Regions from separate parts of the Mus musculus genome. Here region 2 is linked to region 1. Evidence: chromatin contacts called from ENCODE Hi-C or POLR2A ChIA-PET data. All regions are on one chromosome and are shown on one strand. The core of a region is the stretch at or near the end of the contact, and the rest is flanking DNA. Distances in the headings are between cores, read along the strand shown.

Region 1 (7,386 bases), core at 846-3,345:
CAGCTACTGCTCCAGCGCCATGCCTGCCTGCCTGCTGCCATGCTCCCTGCCATGATGATCCTGGACTCACCCTCTGAAACTGTGAGCAAGTCCCCAATTAAATGCTTTCATTTATAAGTTGCCTTGGTTACGGTGTCTCTTCACATCACTAGAAAAGTAGCTAAGACAGCCTGCTTCCTGCAGGGCAGAATTTGGATAGATATGAAGACCCCTGTCCCTGTAGACAGTACTAGGGAAGTAGGTGTAGGGACCACACTACAGAAAACATGTGAGTCACCCTCAACCCCACACCCATCGGCCACACAGACACATAGTCTCAGAGCCTGGCACATTTCCTTTACCCACTAAGCATGCTTCCCCTTTGCCCAGAACACAATAAAGGAATTAGGACCCACCTAAATGTCTGCAGCTGATCCTTCAAGGCTCAAAGTCTGCCCGGCCAGCTCAGACATACATGACCTGTGACTCCTCTTTATAGCTAGCCCCAATCCTGCAATTCTGCTCATTCAAACAGCCCTTCCGTGAAGACAGGATTGGACAGTCATCTCCTATCTCCTTTTCCTGCTGACGTCATCCCACATTTTCTCAGGACAAGTGAAGGTACAGTTCTTGGCACAATGCTCAGGCTGCCTAAGATATTTATTCTGTAGTAAATAGTAAAGAGAGACTGCTTTCCTGAGTAGCCAGACTCTCAGGAGATCAGCAAGCTGTCGGAGGTTAAGGGAGAGGCAAGGAAACAACCATCCAGCAAAAGTTAAAGGGTAAGAAGAATTCGAGAACAGCAGTTCAGGCCCAGATCTGTCCTAAGCATTTGCAATGCAAATCTGCGTTTTGTTCACCACCACCAAGAGCTTGCACAATAGCGTGTGTATAAACATCCACGCCAACAAAGCCTGACTGTGCAATCACGCAGTAATTACAGACCGGCAGAAAGCTGCTGCTAGGGACTGCACTATTCAAGCTCTAGACATCCCATCTCCAACTGTCCACGGCCTGTACACACATTCCTGCACACATCGCCCTGTCCCCGCCGCTGCTACAGCTTCAGGCACAAACCAAGGAGCCCTGGCGCCAGCTGCTGGGCCACGCCAAGACCCCTGCAACTATGCAAAGATGTCATAAACTTCTCAGCTGTTCTTTAAAGACCCAGAAGCACGAGGCTACCGAGGGCGGGCGGCGGGGAACCATCATCAAAGTTCCCAGGCAAACTCCTGCAGCCCTAGCCGTTTTAGAACACAGAAAAGAACAAGATGCCACGGAGTCCACTGGAAGCGGCTTTCTGGGTTTTATATAGAAAACACTCACATATGTACGTGGGTGTGCTGACAGTTTTTATGGCTAAATTGCAAAGTGTTAGGCCTTAGAGAGCTTACTGTTGGGTTCGGGGCTTGGGAGGGAGGGAGGAAAAGTGTAGAGTCGGGAGGGGCTCGTTTCAAGGAGGCCTGGGGGACAACTCGGGTTTTGCTGGTTGGAAATGGATAGGGCTGTTGACCCAAACTTCTGAGTTGCTCTGCTCTTCGTCACTGCAAGGCCGAGCAAACAAAAGTAGAGGGAAAGTTCCTGTAACTTCCTTCCTGAAACCTGGTGGAGGGCGGCGTAGAGGAAGGGAACGTTTCCCGGGGAAACACCGGGAAGGGCTGGAAAAGCAGCTGCACGCAACCCGAAGAGATGGGGCGCGGGGTGTAGGGCTGGCTCCGGTCGCAGGTCCGGGGAGGCCCCTTCCCGGCATCGCTGCGCTCAGGGGTGGCTCCCTGAGAGGGCTAGGCTGCAGCCAGGCCGGTCTAAGTCCCGAGTCAAAACAACCACCTCAGGGGCGCAACACCGGCCGAGATCTCCGCCACCCTGTCCCTCTCCTGCACCCCCACTCCCAGCGTCCCACGACCCGGCCCGCGCCGCCGAACCCCAACGAATTCCGGATCCCCCCTCCCGCCCCGAGCTCCACGTCGGCGCCCCCCACGGCGGGAAGGCCACCAGGCTCCCGCGACTCACCTGCACGCTGGATCCCTGGGCAGCTCCGAGGGGGCGCGGGACGCAATTCGAGCGCGACCAGCAGACTCAAACTTTGTTGCTCTCGGGACGGCGCAGTCGTCACTTCCTCGCCGAGCAGGCGGCGCGGTCCCGGCTGTGACCCAGCAGCTCGCGCGGCGGCGCGCAGGGCTCTGCAGCCTCCTGCCCCGCCCGCGCCCCGGCTCCGCGCGCCTCCGCGCGGCCCCCAGCCAGACCCTCGGTTCCCGGTGCTGCAGCGGCTGTGGAAGCTTCGTCCCTACCCTCACTCTGCTCTTGGGGAAAGTGCGATCGGAGACTTCCTGCTCTCCCTTGAGTCTAAAAGGTGGCGTTGGAGCCTAGGGGCTGAGTTCAAGGGACCCTAGGGGAAAAAGTCCCCCACCTACATTCCTCCTCCCACGCACGCGCGCGCACACATACAGTCGGGAGAGAGGGGAGAGATAATAAAGGTTTTCATTTCATTTGTTATTTGGACTAGAGAGGACATGTGTGAAAGCAGTGTACTATTTCCCTGAATAATGCTAGGCCAAACTCCAATCTCCCGTCCTCATGTCCCTTACAGGTCTGCACAGTTGTCAGTGGCTTTCCCCGGGTGGCACTTGTACACGATGTTACCATGCATTGTATTTCAGGAACTATGTCATCACCCACGTCGGGTCTGGGAAATAGTCGTTCTGTTCCCTTTCTTCTCAGATCCCCACCTCTTCCTTGTGCACTCAAGTCTCAGAATCTCTGGAGCCTGGTGCGTTCGGGTGTCATCATTAGCCAGAAGTGATTTTACAAGGTGGATCCTGGACGCAGGAGCTTCAGGCAATAGTAATTTTGAAGTTTATCACTGCCCAAAATAAATTTTCTCGGCGTATTAAAACTAACATCAACAGAGAGCTGCCTTTTGAGCCTCTGGCGACCAGTAAGAAAGCAGTTACACAGCAGTGCCCAAAGAAAGACTCCTAATTCCCTTAGGTTGGAGAGAGGACTAGGCTAGCCTTTGCTGTGTGTGTGTGTGGGGGGGGGGGGGGGGGGGGGAGGAGACAGCCAAAACTGCAGGGCAAGGTTTTCCTAACAGAAACGTTTAGTGAGGCAGAAGCTTGCTCTGGAAAACAGGGACCCATAAAAGGCCATTCAGAGACGTCCACTTAAGCTGGACAAAATTTTCCCTTTCCCACTTCCAAACTACTCCTACTAACACATTGGCCTGATAATATCTCCCAGACCTCCCATCTCCTCATTGAAGCCCAGAAAGCCCTCTGCTTGAGTACAGGTTTTGTGTCAAAGGTGATGTAAGATTAATGGAAAACAACATGTGGGGATACCCTCACCCCAAGTCTGCTTAATACCTCAAGAGAAGCCACAGGCTCACCCAAAGATGAGAAGCATGTAGACCCTGACCCAAGCTCTCCTGGCAGCGTGAATTCCTTCATCTTGCAGCTACCAGTGCACTGGGGTCTGCCTTTTACCGAGACATTACTATTACATTACAAACACAAAAAGTGCAGTGAATGGAAAATAATATTGTCTTAAGAAGTAAGTATGTTATAGACTTAAGTATAACTCTTTGACATTTTATTATTTCATCATATGATGGAGTGAAGGTATGGCGGAGGTACTCCTCATTTTGATTTTGGAATAGAAGTAATTCCTTACAGCAATGACCAGGCTTCTGAAGAAAACAGTGTTACTCCGTATTTGCTAAGACTGGAATGGAGTATTTTTTTGTTGTTGTTGTTCAGTATTGTAATTCTAAATCCTCTGTGGTAACTTCATGAATATTCAGTGTTTCTGCATGCCCAGGAGTAATTAGCAGAGCCCACAATGTGTGAAGGCCTGACATTCACATCAGCACATACACAATGCTTTGTCCTTGCCTAGTGTGGCATTTGCTGGAAGTCTCAGGACCCTGTGTGGAGGATGTGGTAGACAGCTCCCTGCCAATGATCTCTGCCGCCTGGCGTTCACACCCTTACACAAGCTCTCGTCCCTAACTCTACTGACTCAGTTCTAACAAACAGAATACGGCAAAAGAAATGTGATGTCATCTGTGAGACTGGGTTATAGAGAAAGCTATGGCTTGCAGCTTGGGTTGTCTCTGTGTCTCAGTCTACCTTGCTCCTTGCAAGGAAGGGAAGACAACCATCGTGTTCTTAGACAGCCCTTGGCAAAGGAAGTGAGAGACCTACCAACAACCATTTGAGTGAGATTGGAAAGGGATGTCTCGCTCATATCCCATGTTATCCAAGCCTTCCAAAGTCTCTTAGCCCAGGAATCAGTTTAACAGTAATCTCAATAGCAACAGCAGTGGAGGTGACGGCGCATGGCTTTAGGTAGGCGGAGTCTACAAAGCTAGTTCTAGGACAGCCAAAGCTACACAAAGAAACCCTGTCTCTTTGAAAAAAAGAAAACAAACAAACACCCGCCACCACACCACCAAAACCCAATAACCTGTCCCAGCTAAGCTACCTGGATGCCTGACTCACAGAAATGGTAAAAACAATGAGAAATGTTTGTTATCTCAAGCCGATCTGTTTGTGAGGATGTGTGTGCGTGTGTTACTTACAGACTGAACCCAGTCCCTTGTGCATGCTAAGCAAGGATCTCAAACACTGAACTACTACGGCATCCCCAGCCATGCTGCTCTTCTAGGGTAGTTGTCGAACAGCTGCAGATTTCTAACATAAAAGCCAGCACATAAGACAGTGGGGGGCCTAAGGACAACCTCACGTGTGCGATGATGGTAACTCCTCCTCTGCACAACAGAACATAAAGAAAAAAAAAAAAAAAAAGCAAGGACCCTGAGCAGATTTAAGTATAATACCTGAATCTGAGCCTTCACTCCTTTTGCTGAACAAAGGTTATCTTTCCATTTAAAACTAGGTCAGAGGGTGTGGACTGCTGCGCCATCCCTGGCAGCCCCGGTATTGGGTGTCACCTACCCCACAGCACATGCAGATGTCTTTGAGTCACAGAAATTTACATCTGTCCATGCATTCCCTTCTTCCTCCCAGGGAATCCATCCTAGCTTCCAAGATGCTGGCACTGAGAAGTTAGGCTTTGCTTCCAGAAGGAAAACATGACAGAAGTGACTTAAAACGCTGGCAGCCAGAAAGGGCAGGTGGCTGGAGACGTTTCTGAAACCCAGGAGTTGGCCTGGGATGTAGTTCAGTAGTAGAGCTCTTGCCTAGCATGTCTGAAGTCCTGGGTTCAAGTCTGCCCCCCCCCCCAGACCACCAAAAGACAAAACAGAAAAAATAAAGCAAAGAAAGTTAAGCTACTTTGGGCTAGGGAATATTGCCCATGCCTAGCAAAGCATACAGTTTTATGTTTGATTCCCCAGCCCACCCACCCCCTCAAAAATAAATTAGCTAACACAACTGAATTCAAAATAAAAACTGAAAGTCATACCTGATGACACAAGCCTGTAAACCCAGCTATTCAGGAGGCTGAGGCAGGAAGGTCACAAGTTCAAAGCCATCCTGGACATCTCGGTAAATCCTGCCCCCAAATAATAAGAAGTAAAAAGAGGCTATAGTCCCCGGGTGGGGTGCCTGATTAGCTTTCCTAGGGCCTGATGTTCAATCAATTCTCAGTACTGTAACAATAATGGTAATGGTAATGATAATAAATATGAAAACTAGAAAGAAAACCGTGAGATCCTGAGAAAGCAAGGCACCAGCTGGCTCCCTCTGATAGGAATCACTCTCCTGCTGCTTCCCGGCCGGGAAGACCAGGCTAGTCACGTGACTTTGTCTTTTGCTCAGCGTGGTTTCTCTCTGGCTGGGGCATATTGTTTACTTTTAAAATACAAAACAAAAGTTTTAGGAAAGTAGGAAAGATGTCATCCTCCATTAGCCCCAACCAGGGCAAGCATCTGCCCGCGATTGCCCTAATGTTCCCTCCCCGCCCCCAATCCCTCCAGCGGAGACTGGCAATTGGACCGGCCATTTCTAGTTTCCCTCCAGAGACACCAGGCTCTGATGTTTCTCATGTGCAGCGGCTGCAACCGCTGGGTTGCTACGCCGTCATCCGGTTGCTATGACTCGTGAGGTGGTGAATGTGCCAGAACGTGAATCTATTAATTTAACAGGAACTGGGCTCAGCACATATATTCCTTGTTAGATCATTTGCTTTGCTACCTAAACCACATCCAATGTTCTCAGCAATGGGCATGTTTCCTGGAGTCTGGTTTTGAAAAAAAAAAAAAAATCAAATGCCCTGACTTTCTTTTGTGTGTTCTCAGTTTTATGTGACCAAATTGCAATGATGGAGATGAAGACAGCAGAGGGATTGGTTCAGAAAGATAGGGGTGTGTGTGTGTGTGTGTGTGTGTGTGTGTGTGTGTGTGTGTGTTTAATGGCTAAAATATCTGGTACTCATTCTTTATGCATTTAGGCATTCTCTGCAGAAGTATATACTGATGCTAAATAGGAATCCCTCTGTGAACCCCAAGTGCTAACTAGCAAGTTCTGAGCTCCCCACAACCAGTCCAGATGTTGTGACTGCAACAAAAGGGATCCTGCTGTCCCTTTCTGCTGTGTTGACCACATAGGCATTTTCCATTCACCCCTCAGTTACCATTCGCAGACTGGCTTCTACTGGGTGTGCCAGGGATGCAAAGAGGAAAGGGACAAAGTCTCTCCCTGGTGGGAGAAAATGACACAAGGATTACACAGCAGCAGGAGCAATGTTAAGGGCCCAGCTTTGCGTGAGACAGATCTCAGACAGGGAGTTTAAGTCTGCGAGGGCAGAATCTGGTTCACTCACCATACTTTTTCTTATTTAAAAAAAAAAGTTAAAAATGATCAAGATGTGTTGTATTGCCGGGCGGCGGTGGCGCACGCCTTTAGTCCCAGCACTTGGGAGGCAGAGGCAGGCGGATTTCTGAGTTCGAGGCCAGCCTGGTCTACAAAGTGAGTTCCAGGGCAACCAGGACTACACAGAGAAACCCTGTCTCGAAAAACCAAAAAAAAAAAAAAAAAAAAAAAGATGTGTTGTATTAAGTAAACACTGAATTGTGTTGCATTGTATCAGATATTTACATTATGATTCATAACAGCAGCAAAATTACAGTTATGAAGTAGCAATGGAATAATTTTATGGTTGGGGGTTGCCACAACTTGAGGAACTGTATCAAAGGGTCATAGGATTAGGGTAGTTGAGAACCACTGCCTTAATGAAAAGCTCATCAGACTCAGAGAAGGCCTCTGTCCAGCTCTCCACTGGGAGTCAGGAAACAAACAAACTGTACCTAAGGTTGATTTATATTAAGCCAGGGATAGCCCTGTTCAAAGCAAACCTGCTTGTCAAAGCTAAGAAGACAGACAGAGGGGTGGAGAGACAGCTCGGTAACCTTGGTAACCAAGAGCATGCGTTGATCTTCTAGAGACC
Region 2 (7,145 bases), core at 496-2,995, 1.4 Mb after region 1:
CTGAGGAGAAGCAGCCAGTCACACAGAATCAAATGTCCCGTGATGTGTGCTGCTCAGAATAGTCAAGTAGACCTAGAACTGTTCTCCTGGTCACCTTAGGGAGGCAGGAGGAATGGGGAGGAGCTGTGGCAGGGCTGGGGCTTTGGGGCGTCACAGGAAGGGAGTATAAAATGTATAAAAATGTAAAAATGTATAAAGTTGGCTATGGTTATGCAAGTTACACAACTCAGGCTGACGAGAGCTACTAATCACATCGCTTGGTGCATTAGTTCTATATGTGAACTTTATCTCAATAATACAAATTGGAAAGCACGGTGTCTGTCTCACAGGGTTCTGCGGAGGTGTCATATAACAGTTCTCCCAGCATGCAGCAGTGTTTGGGAATCCACAGCCATGGCTGTTAAATCCTCCGCTGGGGCTGGGGAGAGCTAAGTGGTGCTTGTTTTGCAGAGGGCCCAAGTTCGATTCCCAGCATCTACATGGTGGCTCACAGTCGTTCCTAGTCCCTGTTCCAGGGGATCCAACAGGCACACACACGGTGCATGCAGGCAAAACATCCGTGCACATAATAAATAGGTAGATAGATTAGATAGATTAGATAGATTAGATAGATTAGATAGATTAGATAGATAGATAGATAGATAGATAGATAGATAGATAGATAGGTAGATAGGTAGATAGGTAGATAGATAGATAAAGACAATCAAATAAATAATAGGATAATTAAATAAATCCTCCTTTGGCGCCAACAGCAGTCAAAAAAAGCCCAGGGCTGGTGAAGGTCAATATTCCCTCCTCCCTTTCTGTTGCTAATGGCTGTCTGAGAACAGCCAGCATTGACAGGAGTTTGTGCAGAATTCCAGGAAGTGGGGTATGCTGGGTGACTGCTGCTAACTCTGGCTACATAGCTGGATCCCTAGTTCTGATTCATGCAGTCTGAGTGGGACTGACAGGTGCTCCCAACTGGTGTCTATTGGTTGAAACCCTCATCACGGTAGAAAGCAGCCGGGTCTCTGTGTGTAGGGCAGGAGGCTTCCTGAATATTGCCCTTGATGGTCAGTAAGCTGCTTTTGCAGACGTCAGCATTCATCTGCTCCAACCTCAGTGTGAGGGAGGTGAGAGGACCATCCGTTGTCAGAGGATGGAGACTCAAAAAGACCAAGCCACCAGCCAGAGCCTCACTTGTAAGCATGACTTTATCCTACTTAAAAGAAAGCTGTCTTTTGGTATTCAGATCTGTCTATACAGTTACCTAACCTAAGGATTTCTGGTGCCAGGGCGTTCTGCTTTGCATACATTTCAGAATAAGCCTTCCTCAGACTTGTCTTTAGCGGATGAATACCCAGAGAGGCAGGCGGGCATCGCTTTTTGTTGTTGTTGTTTTGTTTTGTTATCTGTCCACCCATCTGCTTAGCTCCCTAGCTCCCAGCCCACTGATCTGCTGGTGTAAGTTCAGAGTCCAACCCTTACCACTTCCTCAGCTAACTCTGAGTTTGATACTTTGTATCAATCAAAGCATCCCTTGCCATTCCCACTGATTACGAGGATTGATACAGTTAGGGGCCCTTGAATGAAATTCTGCCGTTTTCTAGATTTAGCTTTTGGGGTGTCAAACAGACAAAGGGCCTTTGTTGCTAAAACCGTCCTGGAATCCATTGGTTGGTACTGCTGCTCATCACTGCGTGGTCCACAGGCCAGTGTGCTGGCAGCCAGGAGTAGGCTTGAAGTGCCATCCTGGGTTCCTTCCAAGCTGACTTTGCAAAGGGTGGGGTCCAGGGCTCCTTCAGGCAATAAGCCATCAGGATTTGGATGCTGTTAGGTGAATTTGTCTTCCAGCCCTGCCTGGCAAGTTCCTATCTGAGAAATGACTGACAAGAATCTAAAACCACATTTTTCTTCTAATTTACTTCCAGCTTCTTGCAAGGATCCGCCTGCCCTCGGGCACTTAGTAAAGCATGCGCGACCTGGATCTGTCCAACCAGAGGTTGGTCTGACTCAGCAGTTCCAAACCACTTATTTCCATGTCCTGAGATCTCTGGCCTGACATCAGCAGCGTCCACACCCTGAGGACTTTACCCAATTCATTAAGCTGGCTCCTTTGGTTGTTATAAGAGGGACAATCAGATAAACTGTTCCCATGTCCAAGGAGCCTGCATTTGCTGTGGCTGCCCTTGAGTTCTTAACTGTTCTAGGACTAGGGAGGAGTCACTCCATCCCTCTGGCAGGGACAGTTGTCTGCCATACTTCATCTGTGTTAGTACCCAGGCCCTTCCTTGCCCATCTGAACTGTCACTCTAATGGTATAATCCTTCTGTCCTCCAGGCCAGGCATCCCTGACTGTGACCTCATTTGACCTTGTCACGTGCAGAATTTTTTATTAGCCAGCGTTCAGTTCCCTCGATGGAGAGGTGGCCGTTCTGCTGAGTGATTTGTCAGTGATCTATTTCTTGCGCCTGAGAGAAATTGGCTGAAATCTGTGGTTTGGCTGCACGGCCTGCATACAGATGAAACGGAACTGCCTTGGTGGAGAATAATTAAGCTCGGGACCTTGTTTTTCACCTTCACAGTGAAAGACAAATGACTTCCAAAGGCTTTAATGGGTTGGCACTTGAAAAGGGCGACTTTGGCCAACTCAGGCTTTCTGAGCCTCCCTGTTCATAAATATTCTATGCAGTGCCTGAGCCTCCCTCGAATGGTATAGGGAGTCAGTGCGTGAGAGTTTATCCCTCAGTTTGTAGGCCAGTGGCTTCCAGACATTTCACACCACACACCATTGTTCAGAGAATCCATTTTTGGAACTGGGGAGATAGTTCAATCAATAGAGTGCTTGTTGCATAAGCATGGAGACCTGAATCCGATCTCCGGCACCAATTTAAAAGCCAGATGTAGTGGCACAGGCCTCTGATCCCAGGGCTGAGGCGGCAGAGACTGGAGGGTCCTTCCTCAGTGGTCAGCCAGTCTAGACAAGCTTCAGGTTTTGTAAGAGGCTCTGCCTATTAATAAATAGGTAGGTAGGTAGGTAGATAGATAGATGATAGATTAGATAGATAAGGTAATGAGCTATTGAGGACGACACTCAATCTCAACTTCTGGCCTGCACACGTGTGCGCATGTACACACACAAACACACACACAAAGTTTCAACTAGATTATTAACTTTTGAGAAGAAAAGTGTTTTTTCCGTGCCATTTGTTTTCGGTTTCGTTTGCGTTTGGTGGATAATGAGAATCATCTCATCTTTGGAAGTAATTGTCCACTGGGGGAAAAAATAGATTGATGGGCCTAGAGATGGGGAAGCAGACCACCCCCCCTCCTTAAACCATAAGTGTGGACCAAGCCTGAAATAGTCTCATTCCAACAAAAATCTCCGCTCTCCAAGCACTCTTCCTTTATAGGACTCGAGGGCCAGCTCTCCTCTCCCGTATTAGCACTGGTCCCTGTCTGTGCCAAGATGGCTGTTGCTGGGTCTCCTCTGTGCTCTTCCCTGGTAGCCATGTTTGCTCTTTCCCTAACAGTGAATGGGTGTCACCCTGCTCAGCCTGGTTTCGCAGGCTTTGTTCCAAACACAATGCTGTCTTTTCTTAGCCTTGGAAACAGGCTGTTCTGAGTGGCTTTTTTCGAAAATGGCCCTTCCCTCCTGTGTGTGCTGTAAATCAGCCCACGCCTAGCAGCCTTTTGTTTTACAGGTTCTCTCTTGACCCAGAGGAGATTTTTCCCCCCTGTGGGTAGAAGGCCAAGGACATTACTTCTTGGTGAGGGGTAGTGAGAAGATACGTTAGTTTAATGGGTGAGTCTGTGGCACTGGTCTAACAACTCATAAAGGTCTACTAATTTGTAAAAAAAAAAAAATATATATATATATATATATATATATATATATATATATATGCTTCTTCCCAGAAGACAGTAGCCTTCTGCCTGGCCTGCCAGTGTCTTGCCCGGGACCTGGGCATGCTTGCTTCCCACTCTGAGCATGCGGCCTCATGACGCATGGAGATATAGAATTTTAGGGGTTTGTCTGTTCCATAACCTCAGGCTGGGGTTTAGTGTCCAGCCCTGTGTTCCTCTCTACTGTTGCCAGCAGGTACAGGCACCAGCTGTGCCTGGGCACTGGGGAATTCCTGCAGGGCATCTGGTGCCTCCATCAGCACTCCCACAGAGCCTTCTCCCAGGGTTGCCAAGGGGCCCTGAGGGAGCAAGGCCTGGTGCTTGTGTTTGTCATGGTTACATCCTGGTTCTGCAGACAGCAAAGTGCAGTAGCAAAACACTGGAGCAGGAGTCAGGCAGGAATCTCGGGATCTTGTACGAGGGCCATAGGGCTGGTCCCCGTCACTGTAAAGGGGGAGAAAGTTCCCAGGTTCCTGTCTAGATTGAATTTCCTCTCCTTTTAGCAAATGTTGAGCAGTCTACTGGGCACACAAAAAGCCAACAAGACACAGGCTTTGTCTTCATGAAACTCCCAGTGTTGTGGAGAGAGCCTCGGAGGGTAGAAAGCAGCACAGCAGGGCCAAGGGTGAGTTCAGCATTGAATGGGAGCTCTGTGCAGAGGGATGCTTCTCAGCCTGAGGGCTCAGAGTCAAGGAGGACTTCCTGATGGAGATGATATTTCCTGCCCCCCACCCCCCCAACGTAAGCTAGAACATGGGATGGGAAGACCAAAAGGAGGCTCCCAGCAGAGTCCGGCAGGGTCCGGGGACAGATGGTACAGTGGCTTGGACCAAGGTAAGAAACAATTCAAGGTGACACAGAGCAGTCAAGTAGCCGAAGAGGATGAGCCCAGCAATGTCCTTTGAACTTATCCTCTAGGACCCAGTTCCTGTCCCCAAGTGTGAACCTGGAACCAGCCTCAGTTTCCCATCTGTACACTCTAGGAGTAGGTTTAGATGTTTGCCATTTAGTCTGTGAAAATAGAAACGTCTTAAAAGAGATCTAGGGAATGTCGGTGTGCTTCCTGCCATGTGACCATTCCTCCAAAGGACAGAATGAATGAGCCCAAGGAGGATCACAGAGGAGGTCTAGCCCAGTCAGCCACGACAGAGGCAGCCGGCCGGCACAGAATCGGCTAGTTTCCCTGCCTGGAGAGCTACAAGCGACTTTTCCCTCTGCAGACTGTGGTTTGTCCACTGGTAAATGAGACCCTCTCGGGATCCCTTGAGGGTGCTCTTGAAGGTCAGAGAGAAGTGGGAACTCTTGCACTGGCTAAGTGTTTTCATGATCCAAAGAGGCGAGCTGTTGTATAGAGTTGACGGTGGTGATGAGACCCCAGGTGTCTGGTGGCAGACTCCACTGGAGGCCATGCAACCCACAGATTTGTTTGTTTGTTTGGTTTGGTTCAAGTGGTATTCGGTTCAAAGTGGAATTAGTTGGCTGCATTACAGATGGTTGTGAGCCACCATGTGGTTGCTGGGAATTGAACTCAGGACCTCTGGAAGAGCAGTCAGTGCTCTTAACCACTGACTGAGCCATCTCTCCAGCTCGAGGTTTTACTTCTTAAAAAAATTATTTCTTTATTTTTATTTAATGCACATTGGTGTTTTGCTTGCATGTATGTCTGTGTGAGGGTGTCAGGTCCCCTGGAACTGGAGACAGTTTTATTCCCATGTAGGTGCTGGGAATTGAACCCATGTCTTCTAGAGGAGCAGTCAGTGCTCTTAACCACTATACCATCTCTCCATCTCCAAGAGGTTTTACGTTTAAAAATCTTCAGCTAGTCTTGAAAACTTGAAAGATTGGGCAGCATTGAAACTGCTTGGCTGATGCTAATCTGGGCATCCCTCTGCAGACACAGCCCTGTCCAGTCCCTCTCCCTTATTAACCATTAATTAGCCAGCCTAGCTCTTAAAGGTGGCTTCGGTTTGCAGCCCCTGTCTTCAACAGCCATTCATGTGAACTTGCTCATGAGGCCCTGCCCAGAAGCAACAGAGATTCAGCCCTTAGCCACTTGCACTAGATGGACTTGGCTAGGGAAGAAAGGTGGCCAAGGGCAGGTAGTTTTCAGTACTCAACCTTTGGAAGTGCTTTGGAGGGCCAGAGGCTTGGCCCTGGAAGGCTTTAGGGAGACCCTGGGATTTCCTCATCCCTGCAGGAGAGGTGGTCGGCCCAGCCTAGCTGGCCTGGGCTGGCCAAAGTTTCACCTCTGGACTATCCTACTTTGTTGGTAGGGAGCAGGGGAACCCCTGGCTCAGTGCAGCCGGTTTATGTGGGGAATGTCTGGTATGTTTGTCATTTGGGTGTTTACTTTCCAGGGTGCTCACGGTCCCTGGTGTTGAAATGTGGCTTCTCTGTGTTGGAGGGGAGTCTTGTGGGCCTGGCTAGTGGCTCTAGGCCCAGAGCCCAGCAAGGCTCTTCCCCCAACACTGCACCCCTCTCTCTCTTTTCCATGCCAAGGAGGAAGATTGAATGTGCCTCTAGAGCATGTACGGTGTCTTAGTTACCTTGTCACATGCAAAAAAAAGATGCTTGCAGAGCCTTTCCTAAGCTCCAGGCTCTGGGCTGGATGGAGCTGTGTCCTTCCAAACCCACTCTGTGCCATCCCTGTGCACTGAGGAGTCAAGATTCAGAGAGGCCACGTGACTCGCCCAGAAGCCCACAGCCTTTCTAACAGAGCATCTGATCTCCGACCCTGAAGAATGGTACAGCTTGTGCCATGCCCACATGCCCAGGCCTGGCTCTCTCTGTGTGTGCTACCGTCCTAAGACCCTTCAGATTCTAGCAATACTGTTAGCTTCTGCTTTTCACTGTGCCCCTGCCTGCCTGCTCTTAATGTTCCTTTACTGCTTTATCCATGTTACCTTCTGTGAGAGAGTCAGTGTATTTCCTGCACCTTGGGTTAAACGTGCTGTTTTCTTTCTTGTTCTCAAAAAAAAAAAGAGAGAGAGAGAGAGAGAGAGAGTCTCACGTAGCCTAAGCTGACCTTGGCCTAGATACTGTAGCCAGCGATGACTGAATTTCTGATCCCCCTGCCTCCACTTTACAGGTGTGCACCACCACGACCAGTTCATGCAGTGCTGAGGGTGAAGCTGGGGCCCTTCTGCACCATAGGCAAACACTGTCACTGAGTCATAGCCCCAGCCTTCAAGAGACATAATTTTGAAACTGCTTTGGAAATGTCAGATGTCACACGTCAGTCTCATGTGGCCACCGAG

The links. Hi-C counts contacts between places; a loop is a spot of excess contacts on that map. ChIA-PET counts read pairs that join two places held with the same protein, here RNA polymerase II (POLR2A).
Region 2: a map of adrenal gland shows a loop between it and region 1 (7-fold over the local background). The contact joins the enhancer-like site here to the promoter of Mideas in region 1. A Hi-C loop is called at or near these places in 1 of 37 maps with a recorded cell type or tissue (adrenal gland). POLR2A ChIA-PET finds 5 or more read pairs at or near these places in 1 of 5 experiments (embryonic stem cell).

What each region holds. Positions count from the first base shown.
Region 1 is chr12:84,216,786-84,224,171 of GRCm38, forward strand. Mideas (mitotic deacetylase associated SANT domain protein) reads right to left here and starts at 2,096. Exons shown (of 13, transcript NM_001163501.1): 1 at 1,990-2,096. It overlaps Gm46319, which reads left to right. Exons shown (of 3, transcript XM_030247050.1): 2 at 1,365-2,329; 3 at 2,698-2,867. The coding sequence ends at 2,779.
Region 2 is chr12:85,617,692-85,624,836 of GRCm38, forward strand. All of the region lies in intron 2 of Jdp2 (Jun dimerization protein 2), which reads left to right. Among named protein-coding and RNA genes, the nearest start is that of Jdp2, 22 kb to the left of the region's middle. Within about 2 kb of position 1,746, at least 2 of the 3 ENCODE cell types and tissues checked have a DNase peak (open chromatin) inside an H3K27ac peak, as active enhancers do.